Regions from separate parts of the Homo sapiens genome. Here region 2 is linked to region 1. A link is a contact called in ENCODE Hi-C or POLR2A ChIA-PET data. All regions are on one chromosome and are shown on one strand. The core of a region is the stretch at or near the end of the contact, and the rest is flanking DNA. Distances in the headings are between cores, read along the strand shown.

Region 1 (4,118 bases), core at 363-2,862:
ATCATATTCCCTTATGCTGAAATCATATTCCATGATGAAATCATACTTCCCCATGTTTAAATCATATTTCCTCACGTTGAAATCACATTCCCTCATGTTGAAATCATATTTCCCTATGTTTAAATCATATTTCTCCATGTTGAAATCATATTTCCCCATGTTGAAATCATATTCCCCCAGGTTGAAGTCATATTTCCCCATGTTTAAATCATATTCCCTCATGTTGAAATCATATTTCCCCATGTTTAAATCATATTCCCTCATGCTGAAATCATATTCCATGATGAAATCATACTTCCCCATGTTTAAATCATATTTCCTCACATTGAAATCACATTCCCTCATGTTGAAATCATATTTCCCTATGTTTAAATCATATTTCCCCATGTTGAAATCATATTTCCCCATGTTGAAATCATATTTCCCCATGTTGAAATCATATTCCCCCATGTTGAAGTCATATTTCCCTATGTTGAAATCATATTCCTCCATGTTGAAGTCATATTTCTCCATGTTGAAATCATATTCCCCCATGTTGAAGTCATATTTCTCCATGTTGGAATCATATTCTCCCATGTTGAAATTGGAGCAGTTAATTGGGGTCACACTTTTATCATCTTGTCCTGGACTTTAGTTCCCAGGGGCAGACCAGGCAGTCATCAGAAACACAAACCTATTTAGAGAACTGCCTTCTTTCAATACACACCTGCCCTGATCATTTGGGTTGGAATATGGCTGCTTGTGGTGTTTTCTGCACTTTCAGCCTCCAAGTTGAGTCTTTGCGTGGCCGAGTGTCAGCACTTGCCACACATTTCCTCTTCCTGGGCAAACGACCTCACTCTCTGGGCATGTGGTTGAATGTCCTGGCCTCACCTCACAGTTAGATGTGGCCGATGGGATGTGAATAGAAGCCGTACGTGACACTTGCAGTCGTGACCCGCAAATATTTCCGCCACACGGCCAGCCATTCCCTTTCTCTGCTACTGGCTTGAGGTGACTAACAAGGCAGCTTCAATGGCCACACATTACAAACAGAGCCACGGATGGAAGGGACCATGGTCCCTGAGTCACCACGTGAAGGACACAGTTGCTGGCTACATGGAAGCACCCTTTGGACTTGTGAGAATGAGACAGAAACATCCATCACGTGTGAGCCATTCGGTGTTTGGGTTTGTTTGCTGCAGCAGCGGCCACAGCATTAGATTTTCATTCCGATCTAGGGACGCCACCGTAGGAGGAAAGTTAACAGATCCAGAAGTTGTGTGAACTGCCTGGTGAGCCCAGGCATTGGTGAGACCACAGCAGGGCTGAATGGAGGGAACAAAACTCTGTCCCCTGAGCATTCACTCTGGCCATCTCTCCTGTTCTTCTCTCTTCAGAGTGGAGGTCCATGTGCTCAGACAGAGGAGGCATTATCCTGACCTTTCTCCTCCCAGAATCAAGTTTTATCACTTACGCTCAGAAATCTGAGCTTGCTCTTGGAATTCAGCACTGGCTTCATGGATCCTTCTCTGCCAATGTGCATTTTATGGCCAACGAATGACCAGGACTGGTTGGTTGGATTGTCGTAAATTCACAAGACATGTTCATGGAGATCTTGCCAAGGGTGTGGCCACTTCAGCCATTGCATCAGAGCTAGTGGAGGGGAGATCGGGGTGGCCAGCTTGGCCGAGGATGTACGAAGTATGTGTAAACATTCTTTCTCCACTGATATCAAGTGTATTAGTCAGGGCTCTCGATTGCAAGCACTCTGACTTTCTTAGGCAAAAAGGGAATTTTTGAAAGGACGTCAGGGGTTCACAGCATCATTGTGGAGCTAGAGGGTCTATCTTGGAAAATGGAACCAACCAAGGGCACTTCAGAAGGCTGGACAGCAGGAATCACAGCTGAGGCCAGGATGCAGGTACAGACTGTTCATTGCTGCTGGAGATTCAAAGTGCCAGGGGAGAGGGCCATCTGCATAGAGCCTGAGTCACAGGCTTGCTCCCAGCTGTGCCAAGGCTGGTGTATTGGTCTGTTCTCACACTGCTGTAAAGAAATACCTGAGACAGGGTAATTTACAAAGAAGAGAGGTTTAATTGGCTCACAGCTCTGCAGGCTCTACAGGGAGCCTGGCAGCACCTGCTTCTGGGAAGGCCTCAGGGAGCTTTTACTCATGGAGGACGGCAAAGTGGGAGCAGAAGGAAGGGGGTCCATGCCACATACTTTTAAACAACCAGATCTCATGAGAACTCTATCATGAAAACTGCTCGGAGGAGATGGTGCTAAACTATTCAAGATAAGCCACCCCCACGATCCAATCACCTCCCACCAGGCCCCACCTCCAACACTGGGGATTACAATTCAACGTGAGATTTGGGCAGGGACACAGATCCAAACCGTATCAGTGTGAGATTTGGGCAGGGACACAGATCCAAACCATATCAGTCAGGAAAGGAAGGATTTTACCCACTTCAGCTTTCACAGTAGGTGTAAATGTTCCCTCCTACTCCATCCACATGCAAATTCCTCCAAACATTTCAGGGGCTTCAGCTGATACAAGTTCATTTTCTGTGTCAGAGTCTAATGCAGGTGTTCCTAGTGAGTGTACTCCCTTCCATGCAGTGACTCAGGGATCCAGGCTCTTCCAACCTGGGGCTCCATTTCAGAGTCCTCTGCCTTCAAGCAGAAAAGAAGGAGGGGAGTTACCTCCAGTGCATCTTAAATGCCCTGGCTTGGATAGAGCAGGGGAGGGGATGAATGATATGCTTTACTTTTGCTCATATTCCCATAACTCATTACAAGGCTAACATAATTATAAGGGATGATGGGAGAGACATAGAAGCAGAAGGACATTGGGTGGTGCCAACCACTTCTGCTATAAGCCTTTACAGGAAGAGAGGATGTTTGGTTTCTGGACAGATAAAAAAAGTAATTGATATCTGCTCCTAGGGCTAAATATATGTGGGGATGGGGAACCTGAGAATATGGTCCTTTCTTGAGCTTTGAGGAGAGAGGGATGGGTGCTAATATTTGTTGAATGGCTACTACGCATAGGAACTTTGCAGATGTAAGCTCACTCAGTCCTTAGGGGTGCTAATTTACCCTTTGGCGTAAATACTATTCTTTCCACTTTACGAATGAGAAAACTCAATTAACAGGCGGTGGAGGGATTTTTTTCAGCTAGGCAGTGACAGAGCTAGGATTCACACGTTCCATTCACCACCCAACCTTAAGGGTCGCTGGGCTGCAACCTTGACTTGAAATATAGTCTACTTTGCACTGGGAGGGTTTGGAATGAAACGCTACAATTTGGATCAAGATAAACCACAGGCAGTGAAAGCAAGCTGCAGGGGCCAGAGGCTGGAATTTCCCACAGACAGAATTTTGGGAAAAGCTGTACAGTTTGGAGGGGCCGGGTAGGGAGGAAGAAGGGAAGGGGGATAACCTCATCCAAGCGAGAGAAGTTATGGTCACCAAATATTTCTCTAATTACAAAAAAATAAGGGACTTAGGGATGCCAAAAAAATAAAGTACAAGTGTACTAGGCGTTGGCTTTTTTGGCAAAGCAGATTTGTCTGTAATCACTCTTAAAAAGATATAAAAGGAATTGCCTCACACAATGTGATCACTTAAGCCTGGCTTTTATCTGTTTCTTCAGAAACATTGCATTTTGAAGGAAACCATATTAGCTGGAGATGGTGAATTTGTCTGGTAATTGCTTTCTATTATAAATCTAAGTAACATTTAACACCACTAGGGAATGCAAAATTATCAAGCAAGCTGAAAGAAGAAAAAGTCTTCTTCTGAGTTGAAAGTTCTGTTTTCCTAGTTGAAAATAGATGTTTTAAGGTTCACAGAACACCATTTTGTATCATTAGCAAGATTATGGGGCAGCGCTTATAAAGTTCCAAAACTCCCTGCTGGTTAATAGATCTTAGAAAAAGCGTCTGAGGCAGATCCCTTGACCGGCAGCCATGGTCCACAGTATTCAGCTGTAATAACAATTATTTAAAAATGGGCGTGAGATGGGGGACAATCGTGATGCCTCTTCTGGCCTTAAACACCCGCGATAATCTTTGCTATGGTCCGAATGTTTGTTACTGCTCTCCCTGCAAATTCGTATGTTGAAACCTAGT
Region 2 (4,136 bases), core at 684-3,183, 87 kb after region 1:
AGACTTCCCAGTGGCTGCTGCCCCCTTGAAAACCTGCATTCTGCCTCACTCAGTGTTGCCCTAAATCCTCTGCGTGTGGAGGGCAGACGGGATGCACTCGTGGGGCAAGGCTGGAGGCTGGCACTGCCCCCTGTTGACTTGCAGGAGCTGTCTCCCTGCAGGGGCTCTGAGACTGTGTGATGCCCTGGGTGAGCCTGGCTCTCCCTGCAGGGGCTCTGAGACCGTGTGATGCCCTGGGTGAGCCTGGCCCTCCCTGGGGGGTTTCAGCCTCCACATGTCTGGAGCTGGCTCAGGGGATGGAGCAGGGATCCACCGTCACGCTGCTGAGTTGCTGCAGAGTCTTTGTCCTTGCAAATTCTGCCCGAGTGTCCTTCACTTCCTTCTCCCCAGAGGGTTCTTAGGAGTGAGGGGCAGCACCATGCATGGCGGGGCGTGGGGCTTTGTGTTTTTCCTGCCTGTGGCCTGGAGCGCTGACAGCGCCTGCCCCTCTGCTCTCTCTGCAGCCTGGAGCACCGTCGTGGGTCTGCTGTACCACAGCATGCACTACTACCTGAACAACATCTGGCCCGCCCACACCAAGTGAGTCTCGGGGGTGCTCAGCTCAGGGGCGTGGGTGTGCGTGGGTTTGCTGGGTGGCTGGCCACAGGGATGCCCGCCCCACACGCACAACACTGAGAACTCTGGACACGAGTACCGGGCGCTTCACTGCTCGGGCAAGGAAACGTGAAGCGTTTTGAAGGCCACTTGGGAACTGCAAGGCTGGGGCCAGGCTGGTGGAGTGGAGGTCAGGAGCACGGGCCAGAAGACCCTACCCACCCGCCTGGACAGAACTGTGTGACCTTGGGCAAGGGACTTAACCTCTCTGAGCCTCAGTTTCCACTGCTGTGTAATGGAAGACAACAGACCTGTCTGTGTCAGTCATGGGCAAACACACAGATGGGCAAAGCCATTTCACATCAGCTTAAGTGGAAGGCCAGGAAACTGAGGGCTCAGGGGACTGAAAAGGGAGGAGCAGGTGGGCCTCAGTCATGGCTGGACCCGGGGACCCCGAGGACGCCGTCTAGACCTGCTCTGTCTGCCCCCTGCCTCTGCTGTCCTCCAGACAGGCCCCTCCATAGGAGCAGAGCTGGCTCCTGCAGCATCGCCTCATGTGGGTTTGGGTCCTGAGAACCCAGAAGGAGAGCAAGGAGGGTGGGGACCATGAGGGGGGCGGCGAGGCTGGGGAGGATGAGGGAAATGAGGAGGGAGGGGAGGGGATGCCTCTTTCCTGAGGAATGTAGTCCTAAATTTTGTGATCTGGAGGAAACACCGTCTTCTGCGTCAGATTTCTTGGGGAAAGCCTGCATGCTTACCGATTTCCTCCTAATGAAAGAAAGTGGGGGGCCTGCCACTCTTTATGTGTGATTTCCAAAATTCTTCAGGAAAATGGTCAAAGAAAAATGCAATCTATTTTCCTCAAAAAGATGCCATCTCAGTTATTTGGGGAGATCTTTCCAAGATAGTGAATGAAAAGGTGACCCTTCCTTGGCCCCTCCTGCTGAAGTTTCCACCAGGAAGCTGGCCTTGCTGTGAAATATATGAGACGTGCATTTGTGAGGTGTCGCTGTGTCTTGTGCGGCCACAGTGAGAACCTGCGTGGGAAAGCGGCATCCGTGCCACGGCCCACAACGTCACAAAGGCGGGAGGATTGCTTCCAGATGCAGGGTGCACACATTTCAGGGGCAATTCACTGTGACCACCAGAATCTGACTCCAGCCAGGTGTCAGCCAGCTCTTTCATGAAGGGCCAGCTTGTAAATCGGCTTGGCTTTCCAGAACTCTGCCCTCACAGGGTGAAGGCAGCCAGAGACACTACGTGGGGAAATGGGGGAGTGGCTGCCTTCCAATACAGCTTTATTTACAAAACCAGGCGGCCAGCCCAAGAGCTGCAGTTTGCAGATCTTTGCCAGACCCTCTATTAGATCAGCGCTGGCAGGGATGGGCAGAGGAGAGGCCGGCGGGGCCTGCTCTGGGGAGCCCACAGCCTTGCAGATGGAAGACAGTCTGTCTCGCCTGTCCCCAGGGCCTCAGCCTTCACTCTCCCTCTGCTGTCCTCACGGACCCAGGTGTCTGCAGACAGGACACTGGAGCCCCAGGATGCAGGCCACTGTGTCCCAGAACAATGCAGCTAACTCTGACGTCCCCCTGCAAACCGAGGGCCTGGAAATTGGACAGCCAAGTCATCCCTGGTTCGTCAGCATTGACACCAGCCCCACAACATGTTCCATGAGCAGCACATTTACGTGCTGAAGCCAAAGCAGAACTGGCTGTGCAGCGATGGAACATGTTTTTCATTTGCAGTGAAGTTGGATCTTCAGCTCAGGTGAAGCTCTCTTCAGCACTTAGTGCAAAGATGCCTTGTCATCAAAATTCACCTGGAAAAAAATCATGCAAACAGCTCATCCAGTAAAGTCTCTGTACTTGTTACATTGTACCTGTGTACCTTGTACCTGTAGCAGAAGAGGTGGACGGAAGTGGAGGGGACAAAGAGTTTGGTTCACAGGTGCCCTCCTTATCTGTGTGACCCTGGGCAAGTGACTTGAGCCTGGAGGCCTGTGTTCTCCTCTTAAAACAGGAGTAATAATAGCACTGATTTCTGAGGATTGCCAGGAGGACTGAATGAGTTAATGGTGTAAGTAGGGCTTGGTTTTCTTAAACATGACATACAAGTGCCTGCTTTTGTGATTTTGTAAGCTGATTGGGCATTTGTGCCATTTTGCCTTTGAGGTAATTATCAAATCCTGGGCACGATGAGAAGCAGGTTAGTGCAGCTGCCGTGCGGGCAGCACGTTTATGTGCGCACATATGCCGGGTTCCTGCCAGCCTGCAGGGGACTTCCCTCCGTCTTTGTCTTTGTATTGTGTGCTGTCATCCTCATACATCCGCAGTGTGTTGTGAGGATGAAAGGATGCTTTGGTGCCGTAGTGTCCTTTAATTTCTTCTCCAGGGATGAGGGTGAGGGTCTAAGTCAGTACGTGAGTCTCAGTGCACAAAGGGTGGGGCCTGGGCCGGAAGGAACTTTTGTCTCCACAGCCAGCCCCAGGCAGACCATTCCAGGGCTCCTGTGATGACGGAGGGGATGATATCTGACCACCCACGGCCCGGTGGGGGCTTAGCTGCTTCTTGCCCGGCTGCTTGTACCCCTAGGATCCTTTGAGTCTCACTCGCTGCCTGGCCCCGCAATGATGGAGACTGTTCAGCTTTTACGGGTGCTCGTGCTAGGCTCAGCCAGCACCGGGACAGCCGGTTCCTCCAGGTGGACGGGGCTGAGACTGGCCTGCTCCCAGTCCTCCTGTGAAGATGGAAGCCACAGCCCACAGAGGGAAGGGCCTCTCCCCAGGCTGTGAGGGACTCACGGGTGCTCGAGAAAGATGAGTGGGGAGGTGGACCCGGCTCAGCGTGTGTCCTTAGTCACTATAGAGTGACACGGAGCACCGATGGAACCAGTAGGTCACGGTTCTGCAGCCCTCAGTGCAGTAACTGACCCAGGCAGAAGCTATCAGTGGATGTGCACACCAGCGGGAGCAGGGTTGCGGGGCGGGGGACCTCACCGACCTGCAGAGTCCTAGCTGTACCAGGTCGGAGGGTGCCTGGTGATGGGGATGTCTGCCGCACGCCTGCAGCCAGGTGGCCACACTCAACATTATCAACGTGGGACACGTTGTGGGCCCGTGTCTCTTGCTGTCACGTCATGGGAGACGTCCATGCCTCCTGTGGCATACTCCTGTCAGATGCATGGCCTCACGCCCCTCACGAGGAAGCAGTCAGACACACCTGAACTAAGCGATGTTGTGTGCTGCTGTGGTTTCGATTGCAAGGGAGAAGAAGTTGGGCAGTTCCGGATTGGGGGAGACTAAAGAGGTTCGTGCCTGAGCTAATGCACATTCCTGGGTTGAGAGAAGTGGAGTTCTGGAGGACGTGTGTGATGGTGGGGGGTGTGTGCAGTTGACTCTGGACTGTGCATTAGAGCATCTTGTAGGGTCCTCGTTAAATTTCTGAGTGTGATCATTGTTTGATGGTTATATAGGAGGCAGTCTCCATTTTTAGGAGACACGTGGTAGAGATGGAGTATGCTGTGATGCCTGCAACACACCGCTA

Evidence for each region. Hi-C counts contacts between places; a loop is a spot of excess contacts on that map. ChIA-PET counts read pairs that join two places held with the same protein, here RNA polymerase II (POLR2A). Pooled maps may share reads with other maps.
Region 2: a map of sigmoid colon shows a loop between it and region 1 (2.6-fold over the local background). The contact joins two enhancer-like sites. A Hi-C loop is called at or near these places in 6 of 168 maps with a recorded cell type or tissue (HepG2, OCI-LY7, Ramos and 3 more), 3 of 37 single-sample maps with no recorded cell type and 9 of 50 pooled maps. POLR2A ChIA-PET finds 5 or more read pairs at or near these places in 1 of 52 experiments (A673).

The regions. Positions count from the first base shown.
Region 1 is chr12:130,919,272-130,923,389 of GRCh38, forward strand. No RefSeq gene overlaps it. Among named protein-coding and RNA genes, the nearest start is that of ADGRD1, 33 kb to the right of the region's middle. Within about 2 kb of position 1,613, at least 7 of the 41 ENCODE cell types and tissues checked have a DNase peak (open chromatin) inside an H3K27ac peak, as active enhancers do.
Region 2 is chr12:131,005,469-131,009,604 of GRCh38, forward strand. ADGRD1 (adhesion G protein-coupled receptor D1) reads left to right here. Exons shown (of 25, transcript NM_198827.5): 12 at 504-579. Among named protein-coding and RNA genes, the nearest start is that of ADGRD1-AS1, 14 kb to the left of the region's middle. Within about 2 kb of position 1,934, at least 6 of the 41 ENCODE cell types and tissues checked have a DNase peak (open chromatin) inside an H3K27ac peak, as active enhancers do.